3 separate regions of the Mus musculus genome follow, and all the other regions are linked to region 1. A link is a loop called in an ENCODE intact Hi-C map of the cell type or tissue named here. Cell type or tissue: heart. All regions are shown on one strand.

Region 1 (8,000 bases):
TTAAAAAAAGATTTGTTTGTTTATTTATTTAATGTATGTGAGTACACTGTCACTCTCTTCAGACACACCAGAAGAGAGCATCGCATCCCATTACAGATGGTTGTGAGCCACCATGTGGCTGCTGGGACTTGAACTCAGGACCTCTGGAAGAGCAGTCAGTGCTCTTAACCACTTCTCCAGCCCTGGAAAGCTTATTCTTAACAGGATTTCAAATTGCATGTAATTTGAGTGAGTGTGAGTGTGTGTGTGTGCGTGTGTGTGTGAGTGTGTGAGCATATGTGTGTGTGTGTGAGCATGTGAGTGTGTGAGCATGTGTGTGTGTGTGTGTGAGGGAGCGTGTGAGCTTGTGTGTGTGAGGGAGCGTGTGTGTGTGAGTGTGTGAGCGTCTGAGTGCGTGTGTGTGTGTGTGTGTGTGTGTGTGTGTGTGTGTGTGCTGCGGAGGGCGGGGGGAGGGCTTCATAGAAGCAAGCGGTAACTTGCCTAGAGGCTGACAGAGGCTATGTTAGCTAGGACATCACTCCCTTTGGCTCCTAGACTAGGGTTGGGCATTTTTTTTCATGGGATTCTCCATCAAGGAGATCAGATTGTAGTTGAACCTGAAATGGCCTCAAAAAGAATACAAGACAGAGGAGCCTATGCAGTCTCCTGCCCTGTCACGTGTAAGCCACAACGCTTTCTAACTCTCAGGAGTTGTAATCGCAGGACAACAGTCCATCGCCTCAGCACAAGCCTTCAAGGGCTTTCTGTTTCCTCAGAAAACTGGCCCCATCACTATTCTTCGTCCCTCGCTTTGGGGTGCTCTGGCCTGTCTCCTGGGCCCAACTTTACAGCACATCTCCCTCGCTAATGCAAATGACCTGGCGATAATGAAGGCCAGGGCCTTAGGTCTTAGCCTCAAGCGGCTCATTCACAGGAGAGGAGCAAGATGGAGCTTCATGGGAGACACTAACCCAGGTCTCCTCAACTGTGGTCCTTCCTGCACCCTGGTCTCCCAAAACACTCTTCCTCTCCACTCTCTTCTCCCCAGCCACACATCCAGAGGCCTGGCTCATGGACTTGTCCCGGTTTCCTAACATGATATGCTCTTTAAAAAAATATTTTTGCCGGGCATGGTGGCGCACGCCTTTAATCCCAGCACTAGGGAGGCAGAGGCAGGCGGATTTCTGAGTTCGAGGCCAGCCTGGTCTACAAAGTGAGTTCCAGGACAGCCAGGGCTACACAGAGAAACCCTGTCTCAAAATAAATAAATAAATAAATAAATAAATAAATAAGAATAAATAAATATTTTTATTAATGGGGACAGCACATGACCATCGGGCACACATGGAGATCAGAAAAAAACAACCTCAGAGAGTCAGTTTCCTCCTGCCACCCGGGTCCAGAGATAGAGGCCAGGTCGTCAGGCTTACGTGGTGAGCACTTGCGCCTGCTGAGCCATCTAGCTGGCCGGGTCATGCAATGCCCCTATGCCTCTGCACATGAGGGTCCTTGAATGGATTTGGCCCTGGGGTAAGGCATCCTCTTTTGAAAGACCTAGAATTATCCCAGGCCACCAGAACCAAGATTCTTGTATCTACTTTCATCTGTCTCAGCACTTACTAAATAAAATTGGCAGGCTTTGGGTACCCAGCCAAATCTTGTCTCAAAAAAGAAAACCTGAACTGGAATGACTTCTTTCTCCATCATAACAATTACTTGGGGTGGGGGCAGGGAATCACTAGGATTAGAGACATCACTCCAGACTTGTTTGTTCTTGGAAGAAGTTGTCTATCACAGACTGTAGGAAGCACAGAGGTCCTTGTGCTCACAGATAAGCTCCAGGGAAGCTAGGAAAGAGATGGTCTCCTCAAAGGAAGAAATGTGTGCTGGAGAGATGGTTCAGCGGCTTAAGACTACTGACTGCAGCCGGGCGTGGTGGTGCATGCCTTTAATCCCAGCACTTGGGAGGCAGAGGCAGGCAGATCTCTGAGTTCGAGGCCAGCCTGGTTTACAGAGTGAGTTCCAGGACAGCCAGAGCTATATATAGACATATATATGTCTATCTATAGACAGAGGTTTTATATATAAACCCTGTCTTGAAAAAACCAAAAAACCAAAAACCAAAAAACTACTGACTGCTCTTCCAGAGGCCTTGAGTTCAAATCCCAGCAACCACATGGTGGCTCACAACCTTCTGTAATGGGATCTGATGCCCTCTTCTGGTATGTCTGAAGGGAGTGGCAGTGTACTCACATACATAAAATAAATCTCAAAGGGAGAAATGTATATAACCTGTTTTCTTACCCAGAAGGCACTGGTATAGTTAGTTCATTAGCATGGTGACCTTAGTGCTAACTGTGTGACCAGGCCATAGACCACAGAGATTCCCCCAGACCCTTTCTTGACCTTGTCTGTTTCAGTCGTCTATAGACTAGTCTTCCAGAAGACTTCCTTATCTTGAGCCTGTTTTCCCAGTTATCCATAAAACCCATCTTTATGGAAGATCTCACCTGTACTTTGCTTTGTACGTTACTTTGAGATATCCTACCTTAAGCCTTGCTATGCACATGGGATTGAGCTATTTATCACCAGGATTTTTTTTTTAAACAAATTGTGCTGTGTACAAAGATGCCTAAAATAAACTATTCAGGGTCAGATTCTAAGTTTGAATGGACACCAGCTACTGAGTCCTGTTGAACCAAACTGCCTTCATATCTCCCTCTGATCACTACTCTGCGGCCCTGTGGTTGCAGATATCCCTCCATCTCCGACCCCTGTACTGCTCCAAGTTGGTTGGGTGGAAGGAAAGGCTGACTCAGACCCCAGGCCAGTACCGTTTCTTGCCTCCTGCTCTTACCCTCACAGGCCAAGCAGCAGGAGATGAGAAGAGGCAGGTGCATCTCAGGGCTTCTCCTTGTCCTCCTACCCATTCCCCAGAATGGCTGGAAAATTACACTATGTTCTAGACTCTGATGATGCTGTCAGGAAGCTTCCAGCTTTAGCCGAATGCTATTACTCACACCTAATGGGACAACTGAGTAGTTTCTAAAGAGGAATGTTTAAAATACACACATCGCTCCGGGCTGAATTCTCCCTCCTACCATTTAAGGATACGTGTGCTCTGGGGCCCGGTAAGCTTTCTACTGCCGTTGTCTGCAGAGGAGGGAAAGCAAGCTTCATTGAAAGCCGCGCTATGGCAAGCACTGTGCCAAGTGCTGGGGGTGGATGCGTGGGAGCTGAGGAGCCCTTCCCCTTGGGGCATTGTGGCAGCTGGGACTGCCGATCCCCTGCTCAGAGTTAGCATTTGATAGCATGTGAAATGCAGACTGCGGTACTGGTCCTCCGTCACCATCAACGTCGAGCCACTCGGTGACTATTTACTGAGGACTTCCCACAGACTAAAAAGTGTGCTCCAACTGGGCACAGGATGGTAAACTGAGCCAGACTGGATCCATAGCCCTAGTGGGGCTATTGAGGTAGACTTGTAAAATTAAAATAAGTACATAATTATAAAGTATAATTCATCAAAATTCTGTATGTAATGATGAATTATATAACTCATGACTGCTTCCAAAGAAAGTACATAGGGTTATGAGGTGACAGTGTGGTTTTGGGTATTTGTTGTTGTTGTTTTTGTTTTTGAGACAGTGTCTCACCATGACGTAGCCCTGGCTGGCCTGGCACTTGCTATGTAGTCCGAGCTGGCCTCCAACTCACAGAGCTCCTCCTGCCTCTGCCTCTGAAGTGCTGCAACAGTTTGTTCTGACCTAGTTACGGAGGTCAAGGTGCTGAAGGAAGAGCAGGAGTTAACTGGCTGATGGGGAGAAGAAACAGCTCCCAGACAGAGGGCAACGAGGCTGGAAGGAAAACACTCCTGGATGCTGCCCAGCCCCACGGCCACTAGCCACACACCAAAACAAAAGTTCTGAAATTTGGTTAGCGTGACTAAAGAAATTAATAACCAATACATGGTAAAAATTTAAAATATTTGTTTATTCGTATTTTGGACAAACCGAGTTAAGTGCAACAATAGTCAAGTTAATTTAATCTGTTTTGAATTGACTTGTTAAAAAGCCTAGGGCCGGGTATGGAGCACTAGCCTTTAATCCCAGCGCTCTGGAGAAAGAGGCGGGAGGACTTTTGTAAGTTGGGAGAGCAGCCAGAACTACATATTGAGCCCCAGTCTCAAATATCAAACAAACAAAGCGGGGCTGGTGAGATGGCTCAGTGGGTAAGAGCACCCGACTGCTCTTCCGAAGGTCCGAAGTTCAAATCCCAGCAACCACATGGTGGCTCACAACCATCCGTAACGAGATCTGACTCCCTCTTCTGGAGTGTCTGAGGACAGCTACAGTGTACTTACATATAATAAATAAATAAATAAATCTTAAAAAAAAAAAAACAAACAAAGCAAAAGGGTAGGGGTTGAAGGCAGGCTGGGTGTGTGTCTGTAATTCCAGCACTGAGAGGCTGAGGCAGGAGGATGAGATAAGGAGTACCCAGGGAGACTTTATCTCAAAATACGAAAGGTGCTTCGGGGATAGCACCGGTAGAGGGCGCACAAGGTTTAATATCAAAAAGCTTCTAGAGCCTGGCGGTGGTGGCGGACGCCTTTAATCCCAGCACTTGGGAGGCAGGCGGATTTCTGAGTTTGAGGCCAGCCTGGTCAACAGACTGAGTTCCAGGACAGCCAGGGCTACACAGAGAAACCCTGTCTCGAAAAAAACAAACAAGCAAACAAACAAACATACAAACAAACAAACAAACAAAAAAACTTCTAGAATGATCGCAACTTTCAAATGTGTTCTGCTTTATGTTTCTGTAGCGGTTGCTACACTAGATATGGTTGATTTTGATGTGGAATTCTCTCTTCGAACGCTGTGTGGCAAAGGTGGAGGAAGACTGCTTGGAGCTGGGTCCTGTCCTTTATGGTGGGATGACCTCGTACACCCACTAGGCAGCCAAGAAACGCCTCCTGGATGGCCATTTCTTCATTTACCAAACCGAGCTACAATGTCCTTAGGACTTGAGGAATCCTGGAGCTGACTCTCCAGTTCTCTACCCCTTGTACACTGGGCAACCTTCCCTGGACCTCAGTTTCCCTTGCTTGTGGGAGTGTGGAGGAGGCAAGACTGGCAGGAGCCAGTTTGCTACTGGCAGGGAGTCGTCATATCTGTCCGTCTGTCTTACCTGAAAGCTTCGGCAGAAGCGTCAGGGCGGGTTCCGCCACCAGCCCCTCCAGTGACCGGACCAAGCTCCGGATGTCCGCCAGCATCCGCGGCCCAAGGGGCGCGGTTTGCTTTGTGGCCGGGGCGGGGGAGCTGCAGGTCGGTCCATTTTGCTACTGTGAGTCCAGCCTGGGTCACCACTTAACATTTTTAACACAACAAAGCAGCTTTCGGCCTGCTTTGTTGCCAAGGAAAACGATTACTATGACGACGGCGGCGCTGACCCGGGGACCAGACCAACGTATTTAGGGGGTCATGCCTCTCCCAGCCTATGCCACAAGGCATGTGTGTATCTCCAGAAGTCGTGCCCAAGGCATGTGTGTATCTCCAGAAGTCGTGCCCAAGGCTTTCTTCTATTCGTGAACCTTAGAGAGTCCGCAGGGGCTCCGCTGCTTCGCGGAGGCTCGTCTCGGAGCTGGCTCCCTCTGCATTCTCAGTGGTAGAAGCCAGAGAGGCTGCGCATGCGCACGATGGTTGCCCGGCGCCGGCCAATCGCGGTCGCGGCGGTTGACGCGGCCTGGGCAGATCCTTGCAGAAAGCTGCAGGCTAGCTCGGGATTCCGGCTTCGCAGACAGGTACCTCTGGGAGCGGCGGGCGGATATCCGTGCCAGTAGTGGTGGGTGGGATGCCCGGGTACCCCTGGAGAAGCGGGCAGGCTGGACCGTGGCATGCTCCGCGGGCACCTCTTGCGACGGAGACTCGGAGATGGTGTTTTGACCCCATCCTTTGAAGGTCTTCTCCTAACCCGTACAGAACTCTTTGGGTTTTGTGACCCGTGAGACTGGCTGGCTCTTAACTTTTTCGAGACACCTTTCCCTTTGAGAATCCAGTGAAAACCAAAGATGCTTCCTTCCTTTATTTTTTGTCAGAATGAAGAGAATGTATTTTATAGCCTGATGCAAACTAAAGCTTCGCACAGTAAGTGCATTTCCCTGTAAAGGGGGACAATTTGATCTACTTCTCAGGGTCATGGTGAGCATCAAATGTCCCAACAGTTTGTAAACATGAAAGCACTCTTAACCTACGAGCTGCAGGCTGTTATCATTCGTGATTATAAATAAGGGACGTCACTGGCCGGAGAAATGGATCAGAGTCTCAGAGAACTGGTTGCTGTTGCAGAGAACTGGGATTCGATTCCCAGCTCACAAACGCCAGTAACTCTAGTTGTAGAATCTGCAGACACAAGGCACGACCATGGTATCCCAGGCAAAACACTCAGACACATTAAAAACAACAGCAAACAAAGCCTTTGAGGCCCTTGGGGGATGATAAAACGTTGGACTCCCCAGAGGGTGAGCAACAGGGTTGGTTGGGAACCAAGTGCAAACCTTTAATTTTCTTGGCCCATAGTCTTCTATGAGAGAGCTTCCCTAAAGAACCCTAGGATACCTTGAACGGTGTGTGTATGTGTGTGTGTTTAAAAAAAAAAATCTGTGAAGGGGACTAGAGAAAAGGCTCAGTGAATGTGGGTACTTGCTGCTCAAGTGTGAGACCATGGATTCAAGTCCCCAACATCTCAGTTAAAAGCCTACCACAAGCCGGCGCGTGGTGGCACACGCCTTTAATCCCAGCACTCGGGAGGCAGAGGCAGGCGGATTTCTGAGTTCGAGGCCAGCCTGGTCTACAAAGTGAAGTTCCAGGACAGCCAGGGCTACACAGAGAAACCCTATCTCGAAAAACCAAAAAAAAAAAAAAAAAAAAAGCCTGCTACAAGCTCGGACCCCTGCAATGCTAACACTGTTGGTGGCGGAGACAGGATTGCTTGTGCTCGCTGGCCGCCAGTCTAGCTCCAGGTTCAGTGAGAGACCCCATCTAAAGGGAATGCAACAGGACACCTGACGTCCCCCCTCCAGACTCCGAATCTGCACACAAATATTAATAAAGTGGATACACACACACACACCTACCTGCACATATGCATGCATTCAGCACATAAACACATAATTGGAAAAAAAAATGTACCATGAAGCCTTGTGGTTTTATGACTTCTCTCTACTTGTTTTATTTAAAAAGCTGACCTCTTCCCCGAGCCTAAGTGATGTTACTGATTTTATGAGCATTGCAGGACGTTGTGCTGTGACTAAAGCTAGTGTGCCGGTGAGTGTCGTGATACTTATCGAGACTGTGATAAGTACCGCTCTGCATCCGGGAGTGAAATCCGGGTGTCGCTTCATGGCTTTAGGATGCCATCCAGGCTGAAGTTCCCGTACTTGGTGATGTTCTTACTGGCCAACGGGAATGGTAGAAATTTCCTCCCTGGCTCCACACTGTGATGCTGGCGAGGCCAACTCGTGACAGAGTTGCCTGAGGTTAGCATCACTGTGAAGCCACACAAACTTTGGTTCCAATGCCCGTTCCCACCAAAGACCTTGGCTTTCCAAATGGGGTGACTAGGAGAGGCATGTCGAGGGGCAGTTGTGAGTGAAATGGGTTTATGCAAAGGCCTTAGCCTATACTGCCTGGCACATAAGAAGCACCCAGCACATGGAAGCTCCTTCCAGAACTATTAGGACCTCAAGCCTTCTTTTGCTGTTCTGTATAAATGGATAACTCTTCCCAGTAGGTACTGCGGTAATTGGCAATCATCAAGGTGTAAGATGTTCTAATGGATAGAGAACAGTGAAATGAGGTCGCTGATCTGTTTGACTTTAGGAGACGGAAGTGCTGGTGTTTTCTCGCTGGGTCAGGAAGGAGAAGGAAGTGCTGGCGTTTCCTCACTGAGTTAGGGATGCCTCTCTTTGGCAGCATATTCAGCCCAAAGAAGACCCCTCCTCGGAAGTCGGCCTCTCTCTC
Region 2 (8,000 bases), 68 kb after region 1:
CAGTGTGGTGATGATGCTGTGTGTGCTCTGGACAGGCTGAAGGCAGTGTGGTGATGATGCTGTGTGTGCTCTGGACAGGCTGAAGGCAGTGTGGTGATGATGCTGTGTGTGCTCTGGACAGGCAGAAGGCAGTGTGGTGATGATGCTGTGTGTGCTTTGGACAGGCTGAAGGCAGTGTGGTGATGATGCTGTGTGTGCTCTGGACAGGCAGAAGGCAGTGTGGTGGTGATGCTGTGTGTGCTCTGGACAGGCAGAAGGCAGTGTGGTGATGATGCTGTGTGTGCTCTGGACAGGCTGAAGGCAGTGTGGTGATGCTGTGTGTGCTCTGGACAGGCTGAAGGCAGTGTGATGATGATGCTGTGTGTGCTCTGGACAGGCTGAAGGCAGTGTGGTGATGCTGTGTGTGCTCTGGACAGGCTGAAGGCAGCATGGTGATGCTGTGGGTGGGCTGGACAGGCTGAAGGCAGTGTGGTGGTGATGCTGTGTGTGCTCTGGACAGGCAGAAGGCAGTGTGGTGATGATGCTGTGTGTGCTCTGGACAGGCAGAAGGCAGTGTGGTGGTGATGCTGTGTGTGCTCTGGACAGGCAGAAGGCAGTGTGGTGATGCTGTGTGTGCTCTGGACAGGCTGAAGGCAGTGTGGTGATGCTGTGGGTGCTCTGGACAGGCTGAAGGCAGTGTGGTGATGCTGTGTGTGCTCTGGACAGGCTGAAGGCAGTGTGGTGATGCTGTGGGTGCTCTGGACAGGCTGAAGGCAGTGTGGTGATGCTGTGGGTGGGTTGGACAGGTGGAAGGCAGTGTGATGATGCTATGGGTGGGCTGGACAGACAGAAGGCAGTGTGGTGATGCTGGACTGGACGGTCACTGCTGCCATCTCCGAGGAAGAGGACACTGAAGCTCAAGTAAGGGATTTGTGCTGTGGCATTCGTTCCTGCTCGCCCTACAGCCTTGCCCTACAGCATTGCCCTACAGCCTTGCCCAGCTAGGGGCCAGTCCTCTCCCTCCAGCTCTTTACCTGTGCTTGGTGGCGCTGGCTCACCTAGGCTGGTGCCTTTGTAGTGAGGGGGCCTTAGCATGGTGGTGCATGGCACAGTGGCAGCTGTGACTTCCTACAACATTGGCCACAGTAGAACTTAACCGTGCCCTGTCAGCATTAGTGGTCACTAAAACTGTGTTCAGGAGCCATACCAGTCTGGACTCTGCCCCTCAGGGAGGTAGATCTGCATATGGCCACGGGAGCTGACTGAATTTAGTGTTGAACTGTGGTCAGTATGGACTATAAAGGTCCCTGCAGAACTCAGCCCTCTCAGCTCTCCATCTAGAGAAAATACCAGCCCGTTTGTAGTCGATAAAGGATAAAGATGTTAATCTGTCAGCCTCGTAAGTGGTAAGTGTAAGGCCCAGCCTTCTGTATGTGCAGCTTGTGTGTACAACATCTTTTCTAGAACTGAGGCTGCAGGGTGGGGTGGGATGGAGGTGGCCAGGTCCTCACATCACGTACAGCACTGCTCAGGCTCATTGGGGCCTGTGCCCCTGGTACAGGTGTGTATTTGGTTGCGTTCGGGGAGAGTTAGGGAGATAATGGCATGAAACTCAGCCTCTGAGAGACCCAGGGCAGGGGGCAGAGGCACTGAGCCCTGGTGGTATGTGACAAGTTACCGGGCTATTTGCTAGGGCTCCTCCTTCCCCTGATATCTGTTTTATGTTTTGTGCCCTTAGAGTACAGATCTAGTGTCCCTGGGCTCTGGACCAAGCTCTGGGCCACCTTGTACTCTAGCCAGTGCCCTTTCCTCACTGCTGACCAGTTCCTGCTTTTATTTTCTCAGCCATGGCAAGGGCCAGCTTTGAGCAAGATGCTTGCTGTGGCCAGTAGGAGTCGCCTCAAGCTTGGTGAAGCATCACCTGGGCTGAACCTAGGCAACCATCATCAGGGTGTTTCCCCCAGGACCTGGCAGATCCATCAGCCTGAGGCCCTCTGCCTGAGTTTAGGCAGACAGGAAAGCCCTCCTCTTCCTCCCCTCCCCTTCTCCCCCTCCTCATTGTCCTCCTTCTCCTCCTCCACAGAGGTGTTCTTGATAGCTCCTAAAGCCATCTCATTTCCTCCTGGCAGCCCTCAAATCCAGAAAACACTGGAGTGGACCTTAGCTGGGGTTCCAAGTTTGTCCAATGGTTTTTAAACAAAGGCCTGGGTCTCTGAGCATTAGGACTAAGTCTTTAGGTACTGTGATTTGGCTAAGAATTCAGTCCCTTGTATCCCCCAAGAGCAGCTGAGTTGCTCTGTGACAACCAGAAAAAAGCACACTCCAATGATCCTGGGCATCCTTTATTTTTTGCATAGGCATAAATTAGAGACTGGAGAGGTTTGTTTCGTTTTGTTTTGAAAGAATCAACAGTGCAGCATTTGTGACAGGAGAGCACAAAACAAGCCCGAGGGGGCTGTACAACTTGCCATTTCACCCGAACACTAACCGGGCTGCCTTGCAGCTCCTCTTGGCCCCTTCCATAGAGCAGGCAGGACCAAGCCCCTCAAGAGCCAGGAACTAGAAACTGGGTAACAGCTGGTGCCCCTCAGAATGGGGCTAGAAATCAAGCCTGTGGCTTTTTCAGTTAAAAACAAAAACAAAACAACAAAAAACAGACCTTGAGAATTCTATATATAATACAGCAGGGCCAGCCGTTGAGTCTAAAAGCCTCTTCCTCCTCTCCACACAAGTTAATGTCTCCCTCCCTCCTTCCCTCCCTCCCTCCCTCCCTCCCTCTCTCCCAGCCCCCATCTAACTGCCACCATAGAGGCCAGAAAGGAAGCAGTGTAAGCAAGAGCTGAGAGCCCAAGAGAGTTGCTGTAGAGTAGACAGGACCACTCTAAATGGGGTGGGCTAGTGTAGCCCCTCTACCTGTATCTTGAGCCACACTGTGGCTATTGGCACTGAATCAGGAGAACCCCCAAAGTCATCTCCCCACTCCTCTAGACAACCCTGCAGAATAGCCCCAAAGCCAGGGCTGGGTCCTCCCTGGGGGGTGGAAAGCTTGCTGTGGGGCACAGGCAGGATGCAGCAGGAATGGGAAACAGAATAGACCCTCACCCCACATCAGGAAAAAAAGCAGTGGTCCCAGCACTGGGAATCTCTTAGGTTGGCACAGACAACAGTCGTCAGAGGCACACAGGAGCTGGTTTCCTCCCGTTTGCTAGGAACCCCAGGCTCCTACGGGCCATGGTACCCTCCATGCTGGAAGAGCTCAGCAGCCTCGGTGTCCTTTACCAGGCACTTGCCAGGGACAGTCCCAGCTGCACAGTGCTAAGCACTGTCCTAAAGGCCACAAGACCCCCCAGCTTATCCCTGGGGCTCTGGCTTGGTATGCCCATGGCTTTGGCACCTACCAGGAGTTAACCGGTGCCAGTCCCTCCACCTCACTTCTGATCGCAGTCCCCCAAAGTATGCTACATATATACACCTGGTAGGCGCCTAGCTCTAGGGGGAAGACTAAGAGAGGCATAGGAGCCTGGTGGCTTGGCTTATGCAGGGAGTTCTACGTGCTGCCTCTTCACTCTTGCTCCTGGAAGTCAGCGCTAAGAAGCATGTGCAGGCAGCGGTGGGGTGCTGGGCACCTATTTTCAGAGCAGGGTAGATGCTGGGAAAGATGAGCTTCCCACGTGGCTAGCAACAGGCCCAAGATCTCAGAAGACTAGTGGGCAGGCTCTCCGTGCACCCGGAAGCGGTAGATACACGTGTACTCAGGGTGGCCCCAGTTGGTCAGGATCCGAAGCTCCACAACTTGGTATGTGGCCATCTTAGAGGCCTAGGGAGAAGAGAGGGGGTTCAGAGTCACAGAGTGCTTTAACACCTCAGCAACAGAAGGGGTGGGGCAGGGAACCAGTCCAGCAGCCAGAGGTCTCCTGCCCCGGAGCTCATGACAAAAACAAAAAGCTGAATTTCTAAAGTTTCTGTTTCCTGGAACAGAGTTTCCAGGCCAAAGGCCCTTGGGGACTTTGGGGTTCCTAAGGGTCACCACCCTCAGTGAGGCAGCCCTTGGGCCATATGTGAATTGTAGTTCATCTAAGAATTCATCCCCAGTCATGGTTAGCATTATCAGTGCATAGAATGGTCATAGGAAGCTTGTTTGCTTTTTTCTCAAGTGTCTAGCCTGTATGCTCTGCTTAAAGCTATCGTGTTATAGGACTGAAGACCTGGCTCAGTTAAGAGCACTGGCTGCTCTTCCATGTAATCCAGGTTCAATTCCTGGCATTCACATGGGGCAACTTGTAATTGTCTGTCACTCTGGTTCTAAGGGATCCAAAGCCCTCTTCTGGCCTCTTAGGACACCAGTACACAGATGACACACAGACATATATACCAGCAAAATACACATACACACAAAATAAAGTTAAACAAAATGAATTAAAATGAACTGACCTATATTCCTAGCTCCAGAATCTGCCTCTAAGAGGACTAGGACATCTGACACCCATGTGCCCTCCCTGAGGCCCTAGCTCTCTGCACATTGATCATCTTGAACACCCTTCGCAGTCACTTCCTTGTCACAACCCTTCCTTAATAAAACTCACTTCGGCGGAGCCCCTGATCAGAAAGCTCTGGATGCTGCCATCTGTGTCACTGACAGGAGAGGGTCATCTCCACCCTATACCCTGAAGTAAGGCAGGGTAGGAAGATAGGCCCATCCCTGATTCCTCTGCCGGGTAGTGCAAATACTGGATCCTAGAAGATGTCTACTGTTGACTGGGAGTGTGAGGCACCATCCCACAAGCACACAGCCCTGTACCTGGAAATAGAAGGTCTGGATGGGCTCCCCATCCTGGTCGTAGGCAAACGTGCCAAGAAGTGTCCCTTCCTGCTGCAGGTCTTCATCGAAGCCCTACAGAAAAGCAGACAGGGAGGAGTCAGGGAGGACCACCTCCCTCGTACATCATGGTCTCTCCCTGGCTCTCTTTTAAACCTCTCACTGCCAGAGCCACCTCAGTGTGACTCTCAGCAAAGACCCCACATAGCCCACTGAAGATCAGGTACTCACAAAGATGGCGAAGTCCTTGGGAGCACTGGAGATAGTGCTGTTGGGTGACAAGGCCTTGGGCACGTGCTCTAAGGTAACGGCTGTAGGTCGGATTCGAGCAGAGAGGCGGACCACTGCAAAGCCCTGGGGCCCCTGGAAGGCCCAGCAGTTGCCTGGGTGCACATCTGGCTGGAGGGGGTGGGAGGCATGTCAGAACAGGGCCTCTAATCCATCTGTGGCTGACTGAGACGGGCATCCCCCACTGTGTTTAGAGTGCCCACCTGCAGAATGACCCGAGGTGACTGGGAGTGGTACCACAGGGGGATGCCAAAGAGGCTGAGGAGTGCCGTCTTGGTCTCATAAGTCTCAGAGCAGCGGGTGCTGATAACACTGGCTCCTGTCACAGGAAAGAACGATTTTAAATCTCAAAGTGGGTTGGCCCACTACTCAGGTAGTGGTTCCAGGACTAAAAAGGCGGCCAGGGAAGAGACTGCTACTGCCTGCCTTAGAGAGCATGGGAACAAGTTCCTCAGGCCCACCCCTTAGCTCTAACCTAGTCTCACAGAGCCATTCCCAGCCAGGGGTCCACTCTGGCTCATGGCTTCCCTCAGCCACCCTTGCCTTGGATGGGAGTCTAGTTTGTGCTGGTGTCAAGCCTTGTGTGCTTAGCACTGTGCTGCCTGGCAGACCTGGGGCCTCGCCAGTGTAAGGACCAGGATACGGTGAATTGGTGAAGGCACACACACCTCCTGATTCCAGGGCGTAATCCACCATTCCAATCCTGTCCTCACTGTAGCGCTGCAGGGCCTGCTTGACGATCCGGTGCACCTGCTAAAACATGCCCCAGGCAGACATGGGATGTGATTGGGGCATACCAGGTACTGCGTGCATATCCATGAACTGGCCCTGCTGAACTGGCACCAGTAGTACCCAAGCAGGCTTTGTTCATTCCACCACCCACACACACTGAGCCCAGAATCTACACCTGAACCTCCAGCCAGGAGGGTCTATCATGTCCTAACACACATGAAGAGCTGGCAGTGTGAGACTTCCAGGGGAGAGGCAGCGTGTTGGGGGAACAGTCATCCCTTACCTCCTCTGTCACCCCAACTATGCCTTCTTTCTGCAGTATCTGTCCCAGGGACGCTGCGGCCTCCCTGGCTGACTTGCCCTGCATCTCAGCCATCTTGGTAAGGATCTTGTTCTCCAGCTCCTGCAGCTGAGCGTGCATCTCATCTCTCTGCAGGAGCCCGCTGCGCGCACCCCTGTCTCCAAGAAGGAACTGCCTGATCCAGTCAGGGAACTGGGATTCCACCTACAGACAAAGGCAGTGTCACTCAGAAGCTTGCACTAATGGCAGGGGCAGCTATGACAGGGTGGGTGGGCTGTCACTGGAGGAGGAAGCAGAGCTGGAAGGGAAGGCTGGAGCCCCTGAGAGAGGTGTTAGAGGCTAGGAACTCTCCAGGGAACAGAGACTGGGATTGGAAAGCATTTTCCCCAAGAGCCTAGGCCTGCATCAGATCAGCCATGCATGCGCCTCTAGAACAACAGGCCAAAGACGCTGCTCCAGCTGACAGATGCCCCCTCCCAGGCAGGTGGTCTCAGAGGGGAGGTGATTAGTAGGGCTCTGGGTACTTCCCGCTCACATCAGCCCTGGCAGCCTGGATCTTCTGTGGCAGCAGGCCCACTTCATCTGCCACCGAGTTCTGCTTCAGAGTCAGGGCAGCCAGCTCCTGCCGCAGGCTGGCCAGCTGGGCTTCCAGCCGTCCCAGCTCCTTCACAGAGCTCTCCTGGAAGGCCTCCTGGGTCATGCTAGTTCCAGATGGAGGGAAGCAAGGTAAGGCCACACTGAGGAAGGATGAGGGACCCCTGACTGACTCCTGTCATAAGCTGGAAGCCCATCACTGTGTGTGAAGTGCCAGGGCTGCCCTTGGAGTCTGGCAGTAGAACACAGCCCAGGAGCTTGGGTTTGCCTGTCTCACAGCTAATTCTGACCTGATTCTCTGTAGGCTTGGACAGCACAGTTCACAATGCCACAGCCTGCCATGCCTTCACATCTAGGTCATAAGAGCAGAAGGCATACAGAAAAGACCAGCCCACAGGCTCCAGTTTCACTGCCGTGCCTGTCCCTGCCTCCCCAAGGCCTTACCAACCTGCCTTGTACCGTAGAGGCCATAGGCAGGATCCTAAGCTAAGTCTCAGTCAACCAGGCAGAACCCTAACGGGGTGGCAGAGCAGGCCATGGCCAGGTGGCTGCCATTACCTTTTCCATTCTGTCTTCAGCTGCTGGACTCGGGCTTCGGACTCCTAAGAGCAGCAAGAAAGGGCAAGAATAAGCCAAGATGAGTTCAGAGAAGTCTGAGAGTTCTACATGGGAGTGTTTGCTTAACCACGACCTTGAACGGGTGCCCCAGCGCTTTCAGCAAAGATCAAAGCAGGGGAAGTCCTGTGAGTCTCAGCCCTTATCAGACTCATTCCCACCTAGGTTATGTTCACTGAGCACAACACACTCAGCACAGACACCACCCTTGCACCATGCACATCCCGGGGTCACTGTGGACCGTCTGTCCAAGGCAAGTTCAGGCCCCAGAGAAGGCATGAGACTATCCCACCCCCCTCTACTCAACATCCCAGCAGTATCCATGGTAGAACCAAGGACAGATGTAATTGGGTGAGATCCCAGTGCAGGGCTGCATGCCTAGCCCACTGACCTGAGAGGCCTGGACGATCTTCTTGAAGAGATCTTCCGAGTCTTGGTGATGCTCTGCCCTCAGGGTAGCCAATTCTTCCTACCAGATATGAGGACTGGTTGTTTTGGGTGTTTTTTTTTTCTTCTTCTTCTTCTTGTTTTCTTTTGAGGCAGCATCTCTCTATATAGTTATGACTATCCCAGAACTCCCTCTGTAGACAAGGCTGGCCTTGAACTCAGAGATCTCCCTGCTTCTACCTAAGTGAAGTGTTGGGATTAAAGGTGTGCACCACCACACCAAGAGGG
Region 3 (8,000 bases), 110 kb before region 1:
ACCCAGCACCTCCAAGAACAACAGCAAAAAAACACTAAAGGGAAGGCCATACTTTAATTCCAGCACTCGTGGGTGAATCTCTTGAGTTAAACGCCAGCTTGGTCTACCAAGTGAGTTCCAGAATAGCCAGGGTGACACAAAGAAACCCTCTCTCAAAAACCAACCAACAAACACCAAAGAAACAAAAACAAGAAAGGGGCTAGAGACAAGTTGAGGAAACGGGATGACATCGGGTGCTCTCAGAAGGCATCCCCCATCTATCAAATGACATTTGAGCTGAGGTCTCAACTAAGGTCCTTGCTGCCAAGGGGGAAGATCAATTATGCAAAGCCTGAGTCCAAGAAGATGGAAGCTACTTAAAGAGCTTGGTTTCCTTGAAGGTGAAAATGTCTGGTTTAAAGTAGCGGCATAAAGAAGGACCCCTTTGACTGCAGTGCAGAGAATCAACTGAGAGGCAGCTAAGGCAGGAACAGTTAATCTAGTGAAGGCCCAGTGTACTGTCTCTTTTCTTTAGTCTCTCTGAGTTCTAGGCCAGTCTGGTCTACATAGTAAGACAGACAGAGCTACAGTGTGAGACCCTTTGGACGTGGCTGGGTACTGAAGTCCAGGCAGGAAATGGTGGGACTTGGTGCAGGTTATTACTGCTGAGAGAAATGGTTCAGTTGTGTGGCTGGAGCCAGTGATTTGCTGGTGGTTGGAGAACCAAAGGTTAAGAGTGGTTCCTGGTGTTCCCTAGGAGACAATGGATAATGTATGGAGGTGTTAACAGTCTATACCCTAAGAAGACAAGTTAGGCACTGTGATGGTTTGTACATGCTTGGCACAGGGAATGGCACTATTAGGAAGTATGGCCCTGTTGGAGTATGTGTGTCACTGTGTTTGGGCGTGGGCTTAAGACTCTCACCCTAGCTGCCTGGAAGTCAGTATTCTCCTAGCGGCCTTCAGATGAGATGTAGAACTCTCAGCCCACCCTGCACCATGCTGCCTGGATGCTGCCATGCTCTGCCTTGATGATAATGGACTGAACCTCTGAACCTGTAAGCCAGCTCAATTAAATGTTGTCCTTATAAGAGTTTCCTTGGTCATGGAATCTGTTCACAACAGTAAAACCCTAACTAAGACAGGCACCCATCCCGAAGAAGTCAAAAGGGACAAATGAATCATTAAAAAGGAAAATGTGGGCTGGTGAGATGGCTCAGTGGGTAAGAGCACCCGACTGCTCTTCTGAAGGTCTGGAGTTCAAATCCTAGCAACCACATGGTGGCTCACAACCATCTGTAACAAGATCTGACGCCCTCTTCTGGATTGTCTGAAGTCAGCTACAGTGTACTTACATATAATAAATAAATAAATAAATAAATAAATAAATCTTTAAAAAAAAAACAATTAAAACCCATTTAAAAAAAAAAAGGAAAATGTATTCAGTGTGGCTACTTTGAGAAGATACACTGAATTTCTGTGCCCTTCTTTCCTATCTAACCACATTCAATACATCTTTTCTGCATTTGCTTCTTTTTAACCAGAGACGGTACCCCTAAGAAGAAAAACTGGGTAACCAGCCTTCTTACTGTCATGACATAAAGGAGGGAGACATCTAGAGAATGAAGGCCAGAGATGCCGACCCCCTCTAAGTGTGCACTGTCAGCACCCAGATAAAGTCTGTCTATAATTTATGTGCATTGACATTTGCCTGCATGCAAGTCTTTGTGAGGGAGTCAGATCTCCAGGACTGGAGTTACAGGTGTGAGCTGCTGTGAGGGTAGGTGCTATAAACTGAACTCTGGTCTTCTGGAAGAATAGTGCTCACTCTGAACTAACTAGCCGTCTGGCAAGTGCCAAAGCTTATGGATTTTTGTAAACACAGAGTTCCACTCGATAAAGAGGTCGGAGACCAAGGAAACCAAACTCTTGGCATTAGTGAAAACGTGCTTAGCTCAGTCCACCTCCCCTCCCTCTTTAAATCTAGGAAACAGCTGTTGTGTGCACTCACTGTTCGAGGCATGTGCTAAGAGTTTTCATTATTTTAGTTCATCGGTTAATCCCACAAAACAATAGGGATCTCCTAACGGGATGCTGGGGAAAGCCAGTGGACTACACTTAGGGGAGGGCCTCACTTATTATATTCATTGTTAGCTGCTGACATCTCTCTACAGATGAGAAGGCTGAGGTCCAGGTTACACAGCTCATCGGGAATCACACATTCAGTACATAGAACTGTAAGGCAGCAGCCCTCACCTTGGAGCTCTAGATGCCTGTGGCTCTCCTCAGTGATGACACACTGTCTCCAGACACTGCTCCTTGTCTCCAGCGGGACACCATGCTGTCCTAGAAGCAAATCTCAGGAAGCAGCAGTCCACCTCACTGATGCTTCCTTCCATTCATGGTTTCTCCTGTTTACCTCTGTAGGCTCTCCCTGCCAACAAACCTTTCCTTCTGTCCATATTTTTGTCTGAATGTAACAGTAAAAATCCATACTCAGACAACTTTCATCCACTAGGAGACATGTACTTTTTTACCATAATTAAAAATGATAAGGTTTTATTGTTGAAAATTTTTGGCTGTGAGCTGAATATACTCTGTATGAACATTTGGGTTTTTTTGTTTTGTTTTGTTTTTTGTTTTTTATTTTTTGAGACAGGGTTTCTCTGTGTAGCCCTGGCTGTCCTGGAACTCACTTTGTAGACCAGGCTGGCCTCGAACTCAGAAATCCGCCTGTCTCTGCCTCTCAAGTGCTGGGATTAAAGGTGTGCGTGCGCCACCACCACCCAGCCTGTATGGACATTTGATCTGGTTTCTATAATTCTGCAGTTCCATCATTAAATTTATCTATGTGTGAAACACAGCGTCTCTTTTTTTGTCTTTATGAGACTTATGTGGGGTGGGTTTTTTTTTTTGTTTGTTTGGTATTTTGGTTTTTAGAGACAGGATTGTAGCCCTGGCTGTCCTAGAACTCACTCTGTAGCTCAGACTGCCCTCAAACTCACAGAGGTCCACCTGCCTCTGCCTCCCCAGTACTGGGATTAAAGGTGTGCACCACCACTCCTGGCTTCTTGTGTGGGTTTTCTAATGAGCTGGTTCATTCCCCAAAAGGTTGAAAAGATGGATATGCTTGCAGACAATGACCTGAAGCAGGTGCCATCAAACTGTAATGCATGAGGGGCAAACGAGCAGAGACTTCTGGGAACCTAAGTCTTACAGCTTGCACCCTCATACAAACTCCCTCATAGCAATATGGCTATGACTGTGATGTTGGTTGGCACTGCCAGTCACCAGCTTTGTCATCCATGTGGTGGGTAAATGGAGGTAGGCAGTTGTTGGGGGTCAGTGCTTAGGGCAGCTGATGGGGGTGGATCAGGATACCTAATGGGCTGCTGCAATTGGCAGCCAGAGGTTAGAAGCACCTCAGCAGACATTTCCCTGAGGGAACAAAGCTTAATTTACTGGGGCTGGCACACCCTGTGGCCATCAGAAAAACTATGAACTCTTTTAACTCTTTGGGGCCCGTGAGAAAGAGAAGGAAAGGAAGAAAATTTTCTCTCTCTCTCTCTCTCTCTCTCTCTCTCTCTCTCTTACACACACACACACACACACACACACACACACGCACACACGCACACACGCACACACGCACATACACACACATTCTCACACACTGAGTGAATGAAACAAAAGGCAGGTCCGGTACATACATACAAATATATACATAATGCATACATACAGACCTACAGACAAAAATATACACAAAGAGCAAAGCTCTGGCAAGCAGGCTCCAAGCATTTCACACATATACATATATACACATAATTGGTTGATGGAGCAAACTCCAACCCCCATTTACACAAACCTTACACACATACATACATATACACAGTTGATGGATGGAAGGAACAATGTTCTAGCCCCCACACTTAAATTTTTCTTCCATAACATATATCCCAGCAAAATCTTTCGAGCAATATAAAAGTACAATGTGGCCGGGCATGGTGGTGCACGCCTTTAATCCCAGCACTCGGGAGGCAGAGGCAGGCAGATTTCTGAGTTCGAGCCAGCCTGGTCTGCAAAGTGAGTTGCAGGACAGCCAGGGCTACACAGAGAAACCCTGTCTTGAAAAACCAAAAAAAAAAAAAAAAAAGAAAACAAATTATTTCCAAGAAGCCACATACATTTGTAAGTAAGTAGCTTGTTATAGATTAACAAAGGTAAGCAAGCAGGTAAGTTTTTTTGTTTGATTGTTTGTTTGTTTGTTTTTCTAGACAGGGTTTCTCTGTGTTCCTCTGGCTGTCCTGGAACTCACTCTTTAGACCAGGCTGGTCTCGAACTCAGAAATCCGCCTGCCTCTGCCTCCCAAGTGCTGGGATTAAAGGTGTGTGCCACCACGCCCGGCTTGCAATTCTTAATCATATCAGGAAGCTGAGGGCAAAATGGGTATAATCATCACCAGGCCAGCCTCAGTGAGAGTCGCGCCAGCCCGTGCTGCCATTGTTCTTGTTCCCTGACCACAGACGGTCCCTAGCTCAACTATTAAGTGTGTCTTTCTGGACTTCAGATTGTTCCCTACATCAGAGCTTAGGGTTTTCATACAATTCTTAGAGTAAGAGGGATGTAAGGGCCACAGGCAGAGCAGAGCTCCACAACAGCATGAAGCCCTCAGGGTTATCCCGCACTGAGGCTCATCCACGAGGCTGTGGCCAACCACTGAGCCAAATTCCACAGGTCTAAAGCCATTTGTTGTTCCTCCTGCATGACCCTAGGCACAACGTGCCATCCCACGTAAAAAGGACGAAAACATTTCTCCACTGTGGGCTCTGTCATGAAGTGTCTACGTGACAGGTGCAGAGGCACTTAGAAAAGCAAAGAAGTCAAAGTAGCAGGAAATACCTTTCTGTGACTAAAAATTCCACCAGCACTGGAGAGGTTGAAGCAGGAGTGTAGAGAGCTCCAAGCTAACAAGCATGGGGTTCATTGTAAAATCCTCTGTGTGTGTGTGTGTGTGTGTGTGTGTGTGTGTGTGTGTGTGTGTGTGTGTGAGAGAGAGAGAGAGAGAGAGAGAGAGCGCACACACAGCACATTGAGGGTATATCTCAATGATAGAGTGCTTGCTTAAAATGTCCTAAGACCTCAGTTCAATCCCTTCCACCACAGAATTATTTAAAAACTGAACAGAGGGGGAAAAAACTAGTTCAATGTTCTCAGCAAAATGGAAGGAAGGCAAAGCTCTAAGTAGTTTGATTTTACCTGTATGGATGTCCTTGGCTCCATACAATAATTAATGTCTCAGTCCTTGGGCTTCAAATATACATGAGCTTATGTTGTACTCACCTTAGCTTCAGTTGTCAGAGACATCGCTTGTCCAAAGATATTAGCTGGGAGGCTCCAGAAATAACTTAAGTTTTATTTATTTTATGTATATGAGTACACGGTCCTTATCTTCAGACACACCAGAAGAAGGCATTGGATCCCATTATAGATGGTTTTGAGCCACTGTGTGATTGCTGAGAATTGAACGCAGGACCTCTAGAAGAGCAGTCAGTGCTCTTAACCACTGAGCCATCTCTTCAGTCCTTTTTTAGTTTATTTTTATGTGTTTGAGGGATTTACCTGGATCTATGTCTGCCACAAGTGTGAAGTGCCCAGAACGCCTAGAAGAGGGCATCAGATGACCGATTGTGCTGGGCTCTGGACTATAAAAGCTCCATTCCAGAAAAGGGCTCAGCTCAGCTAGTGCAAGGAGCCACACTCCAGGGACTTCCAGGGCCTTGTATATCCCCTACCACACCATCTCCCAGGCCACTGGAAGCCCAGCAGAAGTTTGATAAGTATGTGCATACTCTATTTAACCTGCTCTGGGTTAAATGACTGAGGGAGAGAGCATTGCAGAGCGAGGTCCCAGCTTTTTGATCATCCAGGTCACTTTCCGGGTACAGGAGAATCGTAGACCCTCTAGCCAGCTCCCTCACTGGCTATGCAGTACTGTAGCAGCTGTTTCTTTCTAAGAAAAGACCCTTCTGTCTTTCTCCAGACACTATAGGATGTGATAGTGAAACTGCTATGGCCACTTTTGACCAGGAAGGGAAATTTGAGGGAGTAAAACCAGGGCAGTGTGGATAAAGAGGACTCAAGCACTTGACCCTAAACCCGTTGACTTTTGGACTTCTGATGCAAGATGACACATTTCCTCATTAAAATTAACTAACAAAAAAGGATGCCCTCATCTACTGCTAAAGGGAGGGGAGCATCCAAACAGCTCTCCCTGGACAGCACAAAATCGGAAGCTCTGTAAGGTAAGCAGCTCAGTGCTTCCCTAATAACCATTTTTCTCGGCCAGCAAGATGACTAAGTGGATAAAGGTGCTTGCAGCTACGTCCTGATAACCCAGAGTTCATCCCAGGACGGAAAATGGCAGAAGCAGAGAATCAACTCAGCAAAGTTGCCCTTAGACTTACACACACACACACACACACACACACACACACACACACACACACACAGACACAAACACACACACACACACACACACACACACACACACACACACACACACACAGAGAGAGAGAGAGAGAGAGAGAGAGCACAGAAAAAAATAATACAAGTTTCTTTCTCCTTAATAACAATGGCAGCTGGGCCTCCTAATGTCCAGGACAGAAGGCAACGTTGCAGATGTTTGTGGCAAATGTATTTTTTTGTTTGTTTGTTTTTTGTTTTGTTTTTCGAGACAGGGTTTCTCTGTATAGCCCTGGCTGTCCTGCAACTCATTTTGTAGACCAGGTTGGCCTCGAACTCAGAAATCCGCCTGCCTCTGCCTCTGCCTCCCGAGTGCTGGGATTAAAGGTGTGCGCCACCAAGCCCAGCGTTTGTGGCAAATGTGATGTAAGGACCAGGCTGGGGAGGAGAGCTGCTTCCTAGGAACTGACTGCTGGAAGAAACCTATATTTTGCCTCTTGCCCTTTTATCTTTCTTCTCCTAACATGAAGTCCCAGCCTTAGATGGAGTGCTAAGATGGTCAGAACAGAAGCCTGGGCCCTGAGGAAGGACTGGAACCACTTCAGTGTGTCTGCCCGCTTTGCCTCGGCCTACCTTCTCTTTTAGTTTGTTGTTGTTTTAAGTAGAGTCCTTTTTTTTTTTTTTTTTTTTTTTTTTTTTTTTTTTTTTTTTTTTTTGGGGACAGGGTTTCTCTGTATAGCCCTGGCTGTCCTGGAACTCATTATGTAGACCAGGCTGGCCTCAAACTCAGAAATCCACCTGCCTCTGCCTCCTGAGTGCTGGGATTAAAGTCGTGTGCACCATGCCTGGCTTAGTCTTGTTATATGGCTCAGACTAGTCTGGAATTGGTGATTCTGCCTCAGCTTCAAGACAAGTGCTGGGATTACAGGCTTGTGCCCCTGTGCTTGGCTCTAATGTTTCTTTTCTGTATGAGAGAAATAAACCTAATTTTTTTATTAGATATTTTCTTTATTTACATTTCAAATGCTATCCTGAAAGTTCCCTGTACCCCCCCCCCCCAACCTGCTCCCCTATCCACCCACTCCCACTTCTTGACCCTGGCGTTTCCCTGTACTGGGGCATATAAAGTTTGCAAGACCAAGGGGCCTCTCTTCCCAATGATGTCCAACTAGGCCATCTTCTGCTACATGTGCAGCTAGAGACATGATCTCTGGGGGTACTGCTTAGTTCATATTGTTGTTCCACCTATAGGGTTGTAGACCCCTTCAGCTCTTGGGTACTTTCTCTAGCTCCTACATTGGGGGCCCTGTGTTCCATCCAATAGATGACTGTGAGCATCCACTTCTGCATTTGCCAGGCACTGGCATAGCTTCATACGAGACAGCTATAACAGGGTCCCTTCAGGAAAAATTTTCTGGTATATGCAATAGTGTCTGGGTTTGGTGGCTGATTATAGGATGGATCCTCGGGTGGGGTAGTCTCTGGATAGCCCATCCTTTTGTCTTAGCTCCAAACTTTGTCTCTGTAACTCCTTTCAGGGTATTTTGTTCCCTATTCTA

What was found. A loop is a pair of places that touch in the nucleus more often than their neighbours do. Peaks named below come from ENCODE experiments on the same cell type or tissue, not always from the same donor. Only the 100,000 strongest peaks of a DNase experiment are listed, where the experiment ranks them.
Region 2: it touches region 1 in a loop (3-fold over the local background); 2 of 42 quality-filtered maps call a loop at or near these places.
Region 3: it touches region 1 in a loop (2.1-fold over the local background); 3 of 42 quality-filtered maps call a loop at or near these places.

Annotation. Positions count from the first base shown.
Region 1 is chr15:79,653,512-79,661,511 of GRCm38, forward strand. It overlaps Fam227a (family with sequence similarity 227, member A), which reads right to left and starts at 5,445. Exons shown (of 18, transcript NM_029407.1): 1 at 5,170-5,445. Cby1 (chibby family member 1, beta catenin antagonist) reads left to right here and starts at 5,716. Exons shown (of 5, transcript NM_028634.3): 1 at 5,716-5,782; 2 at 7,860-8,000. The coding sequence starts at 7,936. In heart, a CTCF peak has its summit at 4,530 (motif pointing right); DNase peaks (open chromatin) are centred at 4,520, 5,370 and 5,700; H3K4me3 peaks cover 2,173 bases; H3K27ac peaks cover 1,559 bases.
Region 2 is chr15:79,721,765-79,729,764 of GRCm38, forward strand. It overlaps Sun2 (Sad1 and UNC84 domain containing 2), which reads right to left. Exons shown (of 18, transcript NM_001205345.1): 10 at 7,717-7,794; 11 at 7,269-7,312; 12 at 6,652-6,817; 13 at 6,099-6,320; 14 at 5,752-5,836; 15 at 5,287-5,402; 16 at 5,027-5,194; 17 at 4,778-4,870; 18 at 2,304-3,796. The coding sequence ends at 3,683. Among named protein-coding and RNA genes, the nearest start is that of Sun2, 17 kb to the right of the region's middle. In heart, a CTCF peak has its summit at 1,873 (motif pointing right); DNase peaks (open chromatin) are centred at 1,877 and 3,826.
Region 3 is chr15:79,547,876-79,555,875 of GRCm38, forward strand. No RefSeq gene overlaps it. Among named protein-coding and RNA genes, the nearest start is that of Ddx17, 5.1 kb to the left of the region's middle. In heart, no CTCF peak of the experiment used is centred here; no DNase peak of the experiment used is centred here; H3K27me3 peaks cover 2,459 bases.